Linked DNA regions of Homo sapiens: regions 1, 3 and 4 are each linked to region 2. The links are chromatin contacts, found by Hi-C or POLR2A ChIA-PET in ENCODE. All regions are on one chromosome and are shown on one strand. The core of a region is the stretch at or near the end of the contact, and the rest is flanking DNA. Distances in the headings are between cores, read along the strand shown. Region 1 holds the start of LDLR-AS1 (LDLR antisense RNA 1). Region 2 holds the start of IER2 (immediate early response 2). Region 3 holds the start of CARM1 (coactivator associated arginine methyltransferase 1). Region 4 holds the start of HSH2D-AS1 (HSH2D and RAB8A antisense RNA 1).

Region 1 (2,722 bases), core at 106-2,605, 2.1 Mb after region 2:
AATCGCCGCTTGGACAGCTGAACCGAAGCCATTCACAGCCTCTGAAGAAGCGAGGCCACCCCAGGGGGTCGGTCCCGGGGGATAGCTGCCCCACCGTGGCTGAAGATCTCGGCTGCAGACCAAGGAGGGGCGGGGAGATTCTGAGGCAACGTTTCAACCTCGTAAGGAACCGAGGCCTTGAGGGTGGCCGGGGGCCCCTCTGTGAACTTGATCGGGGCTGGTGGGGCGAGGGCGCCCCCCAGGACAAGGTGGGGACGGAGGTGTCGCCACAGAGCACAGCGGAAACCGGGGACTTCGCCAGGAGGGCCCAGGATAACGGAGGGCGACTCGTGTATGTCGCGGAGGCGGCTCCGGGGACCCGGGACTTGTCGTCGCCTTTGTGACAGGAACCGCGGAGGAACGCCAGGCCTCCCCTGCATCCGCCTCGCCCCGGACAAGGTGAGGCTCAGACTTCCGCGCCAGCCCCGCCCCGCTCGTACACAAGCCCCGTCCTCCCGACGCCCGCCTCCGCCTCCACCGCCTCACATTGGACAAGGGGAGTGGCTCGAGGGTGGCCTGTTGGACTACACCCAATGGAATTCGGGGGGCGGGCCAAAGGGGCGGGGGCAGGGGCGGGAGGGGGTGGCCCCCGTCCCGGAGCACGCGGCGGAATCCCGGGACTGCACCCAACTCAGGATGGCAGTGGCGCCCTGGGGTCGCGCAAAGCGGATCGGGACCCCTGAGCCCGCGGTGACCTCCAGGCTGGACATCCGGGTCTCCAGTCGCCCTCGCCCCCAGAAGGACTTAAGGCGGGGGTGGGAGTGATCCCTTGTTTTAGGACTGGAGGTCCCCACACCCAGCTCCGAGTTAGAAGAGAGGGTCCCGGCCGGGCGCGGTGGCTGACGCCTGTAATCCCAGCACTTTTGGGCAGATCACCTGAGGTCGGGGTTCGAGACCAGCCTGGCCAAAATGGTGAAAACCCGTCTCTACTAAAAATACAAAAATTAGGCGGGCGTGGTGGTTGGGCGCCTGTAATCCCAGCTATTCGGGAGGCTGAGAGAGGAGACTCGCTTAAACCCGGGAGGCGGAGGTTGCAGTGAGCTGAGATCGTGCCACTGCACTCCATCCTGGGCGACAGAGCTAGACTCCGTCTCAAAGAAGATGCGGTCCCTCACCCTGTGGAGACTTGGGGGACAGCGGTGCCCCGTTTCCCTTAAATCCCTCAGACTCCTCCCGACCCTCGCGCTCCCCTCAGCGCCCCCCTCCAGCGCCCCCTCCAGCCGTTTGGGAAGGACCCCGTGCCATTACCCCACAAGTCTCCCAGGGATGGAGTGATTATTTGTACCCAAAAAAATAAATTCCCAAGGGCCCCCCGGGGGCTCCCTCTCAACCTATTCTGGCGCCTGGAGCAAGCCTTACCTGCAGTCCCCGCCGCGGCGAGGAGCAAGGCGACGGTCCAGCGCAATTTCCAGCCCCAGGGCCCCATGCTCGCAGCCTCTGCCAGGCAGTGTCCCGACCCGGATCACGACCTGCTGTGTCCTAGCTGGAAACCCTGGCTTCCCGCGATTGCACTCGGGGCCCACGTCATTTACAGCATTTCAATGTGAGGTTTCTAGCAGGGGGAGGAGTTTGCAGTGGGGTGATTTTCAAATGTCTTCACCTCACTGCAAGAGGAGGAGTTTCGAACGGCCGATGTGACATCGGCTTTTTAACCCGTGAAGCTCTGATTCCCACTCCAGTCCTTCGAAAGTGTCGCCAGGGCAGGCGACTTGATTTGTTGTATTTGGGTCTCCGGTGAAGAGCTGACGCCCCCTCAAAATTGGAAACGCATCTTCTGAAAGATCCTCCTGAAATTTCTCGATGTTTAACTGTTAACATTTTGCTGTTGTTGTCCACAGAAGGATAACAACAGCCTTTCAAGATCCTCCAATAGCCTAATGCCATTGTCCTCTCTGCCTCAAAAGGAAAACACTAAAAATGTTGGGAACTTCCGCCACTTTCTATATTTGCCTTTTCCTTTCTAGGAATTGTGTATAGATTTTTAGCTTCCTTTCGTTGTATATTGTTTTTACATTGTTATTCCAAATCACCTAATAGACACTGATCAATCAGGAATTTAAATAAAATCTTCACAAAAGTACAGCCAAAAAAATATTTTTTGTTTTGTGGGATCCCGCCTTTGGCTGAGTATAAACATCTGAAAAATCAATTGTACGGATACCTGGAGTCTGGACGTAAATATTGATTTCTCCCCTTAGGAGAAGGAGTTGAACAAACAGAAGGGCGGTTTCCTCTCCCTCAAAGCAAAATCAAAACAAAACAGGGCTTTCACAGTTGAACTTGAACCCCTAAGCCACAGAGAGCTGGTGGAGACCAACTTTTAGAATTGAGTCTCTTTGGGGACTCATGGGGTTGCCAGAGGCCTCTTGCCAAAAAGGCACATGTGAGAAACTTGCCTGAACCCCACACAGGGCTGGGCAGTCTTGGCGGTTCCCCCAGGAATAAGCTGGATTTCTCTGGGATTTTGCAAACTGACTTTGGCAGGCAGTGCTAACCTCTCAGCAGGATTTTAGGGAAACCTAGGAGACCAGGCAGAAAAGGGACAAATTGAACTCTCAGAAGGACAAAAAAAAAGATTAATCAGGGAAAATAATTTTTTAATTATTTTTATTATAATTTTTTAAATAATTATTTATTATTTATTTATCATTATTTCCAGCTGTCACTCAGGCTGGACTGCAGT
Region 2 (2,700 bases), core at 107-2,606:
CCTCCCCATCCCCGACCCGGGCAGCCGGAGCAGGCTGGAGCCCCAGGCTTCCTGACTCGCATTCCAGCCGGGTGGGGGAAGAGGAGAGTTTCACTTCCTTCCCTCCAGGGGCCAGGAAGGCGTGACGCCAGGAAAGCACCCCGCAGCGGGTAGGGGCGACCTGAGGGCTCCCAGGGACGCCATCTCCCAGAGACGCTGCAGAACGACCCTGCATACACAGGAGACGACCCGCTGAGGCCCCCTTCATCCCATCTCTCCTCTTCCCAATTATTTCCCCCATACAAGGCCCCCTCCCAGGTTATTCCTGACCCCTGCCCCACACTGATCTTCTCAGGCCTTGGGACACCCTCCCGTCCCGCCCTTCCCCCGCACGCTGGGAACTCAAAAGTTATTCCCCCCTAAAATACCCTTCCCAAACTCGTCCCCATTCAACGATGGTGCCAGACTGCGACGACCTGCCGAAGACGCAGGCCGTCCCCACCCCGCTAACCTTACCACGGAGACCCCACAATGATTTCCCCAGCCCAGGCGCTATCTCTGAGACCCCACGCAGCAACTCTGACGCGCAAGGGGGCGACCCTCCGAGGACTCCCTCAGATAACCCGCCCACCCTCCAGGGGAGACCAGGCCCCCTATCACTCAAAAAAAGTGCTTTCCCGAAGCTCCCCAACACACAGCGCCACTGTCACACATAGGGACGACCCTGAGTCCCTCCGCTGATATTCCTGGCCCCTACCCAGACGGAGACCCCACACACAGAGGGCCCCCCTGGAGACCATCCTCAAAGCCACCACCCGCTACCCCCAGGCTCGCACCCAGAAAGACTCCGCGCTTCTGAAGAAACCCACCTCCACGCACTTTCTCAAAGGTGACCTCCCCCCGCTGCTGGCATATCTGGGACCCCCTCACGACCACCTCGCCCCAAGGCGACCTCGAAGTGCCCCCAACTCCGCCACTTCTCAGGAAAGAGATTGGGAGAATGCGGCAGAACTCCCCGGAGGAGCAGGCCCGCTCCTCACCGCGCCCCCGCAGGGAGAAGGGAGGACCACCTCTCCCCCAGACCCTAGCCAAACCTGACACTCGGGACCCTGGGATGGGACGATCTCCCAGGTGCCAGCTCAGGGAGTCCATGAAAAGCTTCAACGAATCGAATGAGCCCCTTCCCCAGCCATAATACCCAGCCGCCAGAGATGAGGGAGGCTATCATTATTTACATTGCCCGTGCCTGGAAGGGAAACTGAAGTTGCGCAGGAACAATCCGAGGAACTGGGCCTTGAACCGAAATTCCGAACTCGGACCCGAATAGGCCCAGACAGAACTCCGACACCGCCCCCTACGGTGCGGCACGAGAGGGCTAAGGGGCGGGGGCATGTGCACCGGAAGCTGCCTCTGCCCACAACCAAGATGGCTGAGGAGAGGGCGGAAGTGTCCGCACGTCGGGCCTCCGAGGCTTCTCTTTCTCCCCTGGCGGTCCGGCTCTCGATGGTGGCGTGACGGGGGCGGGGGTGGCGGCGCGTTCTCCTCGGTTGGGAGGGAACCAGCCCGCGAACCCAGGCCGGGAGGGGGGTTCGGCCTGGGGGGGAAGGGACTGACATGTCTCTCGAAGACCCCTTTTTTGTAGTCCGAGGGTGAGTGACAACGACGGGGGAGGGCGGAGGGTGCTCTGTACCCAAGCCAGCCAGTGCCCGGGTGCCGGCCCCAGCGTGCCCGGCGGGCTGGGCAAGGCCGTCGGGGTGCAGAGTGGGAGGCGCACGCAGGGGTATATAGGGGTCTCCGGAGTCCCCCATGCGTTTGGGTTTGCAGTCGGGGGCAGAGGCAGGCGGGAGGACCGCCTGCCCCCAGCCGCGCCCGCCGTGCCCCTGCCCGCAGCGAGGTGCAGAAGGCGGTGAACACGGCCCGCGGGCTGTACCAGCGCTGGTGCGAGCTCCTGCAGGAAAGCGCGGCGGTCGGACGCGAGGAGCTGGACTGGACGACCAATGAGCTGCGGAATGGCCTGCGCAGCATCGAGTGGGACCTCGAGGACCTGGAAGAGACCATCGATATCCTGGGGCTTTGTGGCAGAGGGTGGCATGGGAGAGCCCATTGCGGTGGCAGCCCACCTTCGGGTAGGGCTGGACCCCTAGGGACGGGGATGATATCTGGCTCCGGCCTTGACCCTTGACTCTCAGCCCACGTATAGTGGAAGCCAACCCAGGCAAGTTCAAGCTCCCAGCCGGGGACCTGCAGGAGAGAAAGGTGTTCGTGGAGCGGATGCGAGAGGCAGTCCAGGTCAGGAAAGGTCCTGCAGGCGGGGAGTGGGGGAAGGTTTGAGTGTGTTTTTTTTTCTTTCTTTCTTTCTTTTTTTTTTTTTTTTTTGAGACAGAGCCTCGCTCTGTCGCCCAGGCTGGAGTACAGTGTTGCAATCTCGGCTCACTGCAACCTCCGCCTCCCAGGCTCAAGCGATTCTTGTGTCTCAGTCTCCTGAGTAGCTGGGACTACAGGTGCCTGCCACGATACCCGGCTAAGTTTTGTGTTTTTAGTAGAGACGGGGTTTCACCATGTTGATCAGGCTGGTCTCGAACTCCTGACCTCAGGTGATCCACCCGGCTTGGTCTCTCAAAGTGCTAGGATTACAGGCGTGAGCCACCGCGCCCAGCCTGAGTGTCTTTCCTCCCTAATGCTGTCCTTACCTCCAGGAAATGAAGGACCATATGGTCAGCC
Region 3 (2,700 bases), core at 187-2,686, 2.3 Mb after region 2:
GAGGTGCAGGGAAAACCCAGTGTGAACGGACTGCTCCTCGGGCTTTCCTTTAATCGGGCCGTTTCCAAAGTGGCAAAAAATTCACACAGGACCCAAGCTAGCTAGAGGCCTCCTGAGGGGTTCCCCAGGGCATCAGTGCAAGAAGCCCTGAAAGACAAAGCCAAATGACACAGAGTAGCAAAATGTGAACAAGGAATCAAAGAGAAGAGATAAGAAGGAGTAACAAGAAGAAGAATGAACTACAAAGACTGGGAGCGGGGGTGGGGGGTGCTGGCAAACGCATTTGTGATTTTCTTTTCCCCCCAGTGAAATGTCAGTTTTGAAAGCAGCTTCGGAAAATGTAACCAGCTTCTCACATCCCCCAAAAGAAGATGGGAGGAGGCTGTTAGCTCTTACTTCGAAGCCCGGCATCAGGAAGGGGCCCGTCCCGTCCACGTTTCCACGAGGAGCTCACCCTGCGGCTCCCACCGTCCCCGCATGGGCCCTCTCCCCAGATCCTGAAGTTTCCCATTCGGGGGTCCTGAACGCCACACCTCGCACAGCGGTGGAACTCGGTACTCGCGGGCGCCCCAGACCAGCAAACACTTTCCAACCGTCCTGAGCTATCCAGGGGGTCCCCAGAGGGATCCCGGGCCGCCCACGCCCCACCCTCCTCCCTGCAGAGGCGGCCACGCCCGCCCCCGAGACGCCCACCTCTCCCGCACCCCGGACCTCCCTCCCCCACGCTTAAGCCCACCACGCCTGGCGTCCTCCAAATTCCCCTTCCACTCAGAGCCCCCCACTTCCTGCTCACCCACCCCTCCCAAATCTCAGGCCCTTCACTCCCCATTTCGCGCTCCCTTGCTCACTCTGGGCACCTTGCCCCTCCGGCCACCACGCACGCCCTCTTTTCTCTGTCTGTCCCCTGGCACCGGCCCTCCACGGTCGCTCCCTGCAGGCCACCGGCTCAGTCCCGGGGACCCCACGCCAGGCCCCCGCGCTCAGGGCCCCTCCCCGCCGGCCCCCGCCCCGGGCCGGCCTCGTGAGCAGCCCCGGCCCTGCGCCTGCCCCGGGGCCCCGTACTCACGGCTGTAGAGGGCGATGCCCGCCGAGTCCGGGCCGGCGCGCACCTCGAGGCGCAGCGCCTGCTGCTCCGCGTGCCGCTGGATCTCGCCGTTCGCGTCGCCGATGGTGAGGAGGCGGGCGCCGGGGAACACCGACACGGTAGCGCAGGGCCCCGCGCCGCCCGGGACCGCCGACCCCGCGCCGCCCGCGCCCGGCCCCACCGCCGCCGCCGCCGCTGCCATCTTAGATCCGGCTCCAGGCCCCGCCGCCGCCGCCGCTGCGCCCGGGCCCAGGCCGCCGCCGCTGCCGCCGCCGCCGCCGCCGCCGCCGCCGCCGCCGCCGCCGCCGCCGCCGCTGCCGCTACCGCCGCCGCAGCCGCCGTGCAGGCCGAGGCCGAGCCGGGCAGCGCCGCCTGCCGGCCACGCGCCGCCTCGCCGCCGCCGCCGCCACCGTCGCCGCGGCCCGGCCCCGTGGCGCAGCGCCCTCTGCCGGCCGTCCTGGGCGCGGGGAGCTAGCGAGCGAACGAGAGGGCACCCCGTGGGGCGGGACCGGCTACGCCCCGCCCCGCGAGAACGGTCGCCGCTTTGTGAGGTGGCTCCACCGCCCGGGAACTGCGGGGCGGGAGGGTACGTCGGGGGCGGTGCTCGGGCGCGCGGGCACGCCCCTCGGAGGCCTGGGCCCCGCCCCCAGGCCGGCGCCTCATTAACGGCTGCTTTCGAGTGAGGCGGTGCGGGGACGGCGGGGGCGGTGCTCGGCCGCGTGGACACGCCCTGTACCCCGCCCCACACAAGCAGCCGCGCGTCGTGATGCGGCTTCCCTGCCCCGACCTGGACACGCCCCTGAGACTGGGCCCCACCCCCCCGGGCCCGCCCGGCTTTGTGAGGCAGCCCTCAGGGAGGCGTGGCCCAGCCGCGACGAGGCCCCGCCCCCGTGCCTGCCCGCGCCCTCCCACCCGGACTCGCTTTGTCAGCCGCCCCGCTCTGGGGAATGGGCGGGGGAAAGGGCGTGGCCAGCGCCCGGGCCTCGCCCCCAACCCTTCCCCCCACCGCCCCCGCACCGACGATTTCCGATGAGCCCTGGCCTCCAGGAGCAACCTGAGCCCGGTTGAAAGGACCCCTCCCCGACATTCGACCGCTCCTCCTCCCTTCCCCATCATCTCTGCCCACATTGCCTTCTTAATCCTTAATGTTTGACTGTCTCCTTTCGCACAAGATATCCTTTGACCCCCTCCTCTCTCAGCCCCTCCTCCAACGATGCTGAGTCCAGCCTGGCCCGGCGCAGGGCCCCTCTCCCGCCACACAAACCCGTCTTCTCTCTGCATCCCCCTTCATTTTGGGTGGCCCCATCTCTTTTGGGCGACCCAGTGAGCTTGGGCCACTTCCTAGCACTCCAGCTTTAACTCTTCCCTAGACCTCATTTACGCCTCATTCCTTTTTTTTTTTTTTTTTTTTCTTTGAGACGGAGTCTCGCTCTGTCTCCCAGGCTGGAGTGCAATGGCTCGATCTCAGCTCACCGCAACCTCCGCCTCCCGGGTTCAAGTGATTCTCCTGCCTCAGCCTCCCGAGTAGCTGGGACTACAGGCATGCTCTACCACGCCCAGCTAATTTTTTATTTTTAGTAGAGACGAGGTTTCACCATGTTGGTCAGGCTGGTCTT
Region 4 (2,700 bases), core at 51-2,550, 3.0 Mb before region 2:
GAGCCCTGCTTCTCACTCACCTGCTGTGTGTCCTAAGGTGAGTTGCTCAGCCTCTCTGAGCCTCAGTTCTGCATCTGTGCAATGGGCATAATAGCCCTCCTTAATCATGTGAAGATGCTAGGAGAGGCAACTCTCCAGCACAGCACATGGAGATGAGTTGGGAGTGAGAGAATCAGGACTCTTTGTTGTGACTTAATTCAAGCAAGGCCTTTGTGTTTGCCTGGGGGAGACTCTGGCTTGGGCCTCAGACCTCATGGGCTGAGCTGCCTTGGGCAACTCACTTCACCTCTCTGTGGCTAATCTCTTTTTCTTCTTCTTTTTTTTTTGAGTAGGGTCCCCTCACTCTGTTGCCCAGGCTGGAGTGCAGTGGTGCAGTCTCAGCTCACCACAGCCTCTACTTCCTGGGCTCAAGTGATCCTCCCATCTCAGCCTCCTGAGTAGCTGGGACTACAGGAGCACCACCACCACGCCTGGCTAATTTTTGGATTTTTGAAGAGATGGGGTTTTGTCATGTTGCCAGGTTGGTCTCGTTCAAGTGATCCTCCCGCCTCAGCCTCCCAAAGTGTTAGGATTACAGGTGTCAGCTGCTGCATCTGGCCTTTTTATTTTTGAGATGATGTCTTGTTCTATCGCCCCGGCTGGAGTACAGTGGTGCGATCTTGGCTCACTGCAACCTCCACCTCCCGGGTTCAAGCGATTCTCCTGCCTCAGTCTCCCCAGTAGCTGAGATTATAAGTGTGCACCACCACTCCTGGCTAATTTTTATATTTTTAGTAGAGACAGGGTTTCACCATGTTGGCCAGGTTGGTCTTGAACTCCTGACCTCAAGTGGTCTGCCCACCTTGGCCTCCCAAAGTGCTGGGATTATAGGCCTGAAGTATTTATTTATTTATTTTTATTTTTTATTTTTTTGAGACAGGATCTTGTTCTGTTGCCCAGGCTGGAGTGCAGTGGTGCAAGTACAACTCACTGCAGCCTCAAACTCCTGGCCTCAAGCGATCTACCTGCCTGGACTTCCCAAAGTGCTGGCATTACAGGCATGAGCCACCGGGCCTGGCCTTCACTTCACTTCACTTCTCTGATCCTCCTGGGAAAGTCTGACCATCGGGGCTCTTATTTGCATGGGGTTTAGAGTTTCCAGGAACATGGGGGTACGCTGGCCCAGCTCTAGCACAGTCCCCTAAGACCTCACCACAAACGGCCCAACCTCGCTTCCCCTGACCTGCTTGGGTGATGTGGTCTCCCACAAACTAACGTCTTCCTTTCAGATGTCGCAACAGAATCACCCCCACACCCCTCAGTGTCCGCAGGCCTCGGCCCGCAAACGGACATGCGTCCCCCAGAGGAAGGAAGGGTGTGGAGGGGAAAACGAAGGTGCCCTGATGGGGAGATAACGGGGCTAGAATTCCAAGGCCCCCTCTCTCTGATACCAGGTTCTCCAGGGAGACAGATCTGGGCTTCTCAGCAGAGGCCGCAGCTGGTAAGTGGGCCATTCACAGATTCACGTGGGGTGGCTCTTGGGGGAGGTGGCCACAATGCCATCTTAGTGCTGGGAAAATGCTGGGCCCATACATGTCAGGGAGTGGGGAAGCCCTTAGGCTCTGCCAACACTGGGTTTGATGCGATTCTTTTTAGAGACAAGGTCTCACTCTGTTGCCCAGGCTGAAGTGCACTGTGCCATCATAGCTCCCTGCAACCTCAAACTCCCGGGCTCAAGTGATCCTCCCGCCTCAGCCTCCCAAGTAGCTGCAATCACAAGCTCACACCACCATGCCCGGTTAATTTTTCAATTTTTATTTTGTAGACAGGGTCTTGCTGTGTTGCCCAGGATGGTCTAGAACGCCTGAGCTCAAGCAATCCTCACACCCCAGCCTCCCAGTGTTGGGATTATAGGCATGAGCCACTGTGCCCAACCCTGGACTTGATGTAATTTTATGATTTTAGCTTCCTACAATGCCTTCATTCTATTCATTCATTGATTTCACAAACACTGGCTGAGCCCCAGCTCTGGATGGGCACCATGCTAGATGCTGCAGATGAAGCAGAAGGCAAGATCGGGCCGGGTGCTGTGGCTTATGCCTGTAATCCCAGCTCTTCGGGAGGCCGAGGTGGGCAGATCACCTGAGGTCAGGAGTTCAAGACCAGCCTGGCCAACATGGGGAAACCCTGTCTATACTAAAAACACAAAAATTAGTTGGGCGTAGTGGCTCATGCCTGTAATCCCAGATACTCAGGAGGCTGAGGCAGAAGAATTGCTTGAACTGGGAGATGGAGGTTGCAGTGAGCTGAGATCATGCCACTGCACTCCAGCCTGGGTCACAGAGTGAGACTGTGTCTCAAAAAAAAAAGGCAAGATTGGCATGGTCCCCACCCTTCTAGGGCCCACAGTCTATGAGGAGACAGATGCTGAATGAGTTCACATGCAGGACAGTCAGGCAGAAAAGAAAATAGCAAGGGCAGGCTGGGTGCGGTGGCTCAAACCTGTAATCCCAGCACTTTGGGAGACTGAGGCAGGCAGATCATGAAGTCAAGGGATCGAGACCAGCCTGGCCAACATGGTGAAACCCTGTCTCTACCAAAAATACAAAAATTAGCTGGGCATGGTGGCGCACGCCTGTAGTCCCAGCTACTCGGGAGGCTGAGGCAGAAGAATCGCTTGAACCCGGGAGGCGGAGGGTGCAGTGAGCTGAGATCTTGCCA

What was found. A loop is a pair of places that touch in the nucleus more often than their neighbours do. ChIA-PET counts read pairs that join two places held with the same protein, here RNA polymerase II (POLR2A). Pooled maps may share reads with other maps.
Region 1: a map of naive thymus-derived CD4-positive, alpha-beta T cell shows a loop between it and region 2 (16-fold over the local background). The contact joins the promoter of LDLR-AS1 here to the promoter of IER2 in region 2. A Hi-C loop is called at or near these places in 2 of 168 maps with a recorded cell type or tissue (both naive thymus-derived CD4-positive, alpha-beta T cell), 2 of 37 single-sample maps with no recorded cell type and 9 of 50 pooled maps.
Region 3: a loop to region 2 is called in a pooled map, with 13 times the contacts of the local background. The contact joins the promoter of CARM1 here to the promoter of IER2 in region 2. A Hi-C loop is called at or near these places in 2 of 37 single-sample maps with no recorded cell type and 8 of 50 pooled maps.
Region 4: a loop to region 2 is called in a pooled map, with 6 times the contacts of the local background. The contact joins the promoter of HSH2D-AS1 here to the promoter of IER2 in region 2. A Hi-C loop is called at or near these places in 2 of 37 single-sample maps with no recorded cell type and 2 of 50 pooled maps. POLR2A ChIA-PET finds 5 or more read pairs at or near these places in 1 of 52 experiments (B cell).

The regions. Positions count from the first base shown.
Region 1 is chr19:11,088,292-11,091,013 of GRCh38, reverse strand. It overlaps LDLR-AS1 (LDLR antisense RNA 1), which reads left to right and starts at 1,355. Exons shown (of 1, transcript NR_163945.1): 1 at 1,355-1,946. LDLR (low density lipoprotein receptor) reads right to left here and starts at 1,551. Exons shown (of 18, transcript NM_000527.5): 1 at 1,399-1,551. The coding sequence starts at 1,465. RefSeq lists enhancers at 211-390, 108-701, 702-1,297 and a silencer at 461-720.
Region 2 is chr19:13,149,067-13,151,766 of GRCh38, reverse strand. IER2 (immediate early response 2) reads right to left here and starts at 1,356. Exons shown (of 2, transcript NM_004907.3): 1 at 1,215-1,356. STX10 (syntaxin 10) reads left to right here and starts at 1,392. Exons shown (of 8, transcript NM_003765.3): 1 at 1,392-1,628; 2 at 1,870-2,039; 3 at 2,174-2,268; 4 at 2,676-2,700. The coding sequence starts at 1,594. RefSeq lists silencers at 1-81, 1,632-1,791, 1,832-1,881 and enhancers at 1,222-1,291, 1,312-1,511.
Region 3 is chr19:10,870,289-10,872,988 of GRCh38, reverse strand. CARM1 (coactivator associated arginine methyltransferase 1) reads right to left here and starts at 1,436. Exons shown (of 16, transcript NM_199141.2): 1 at 1,067-1,436. The coding sequence starts at 1,286. RefSeq lists an enhancer at 1-166 and silencers at 907-1,116, 1,207-1,256, 1,387-2,176.
Region 4 is chr19:16,138,515-16,141,214 of GRCh38, reverse strand. HSH2D-AS1 (HSH2D and RAB8A antisense RNA 1) reads left to right here and starts at 1,300. Exons shown (of 2, transcript NR_199156.1): 1 at 1,300-1,480. It also overlaps a transcript of HSH2D not described here.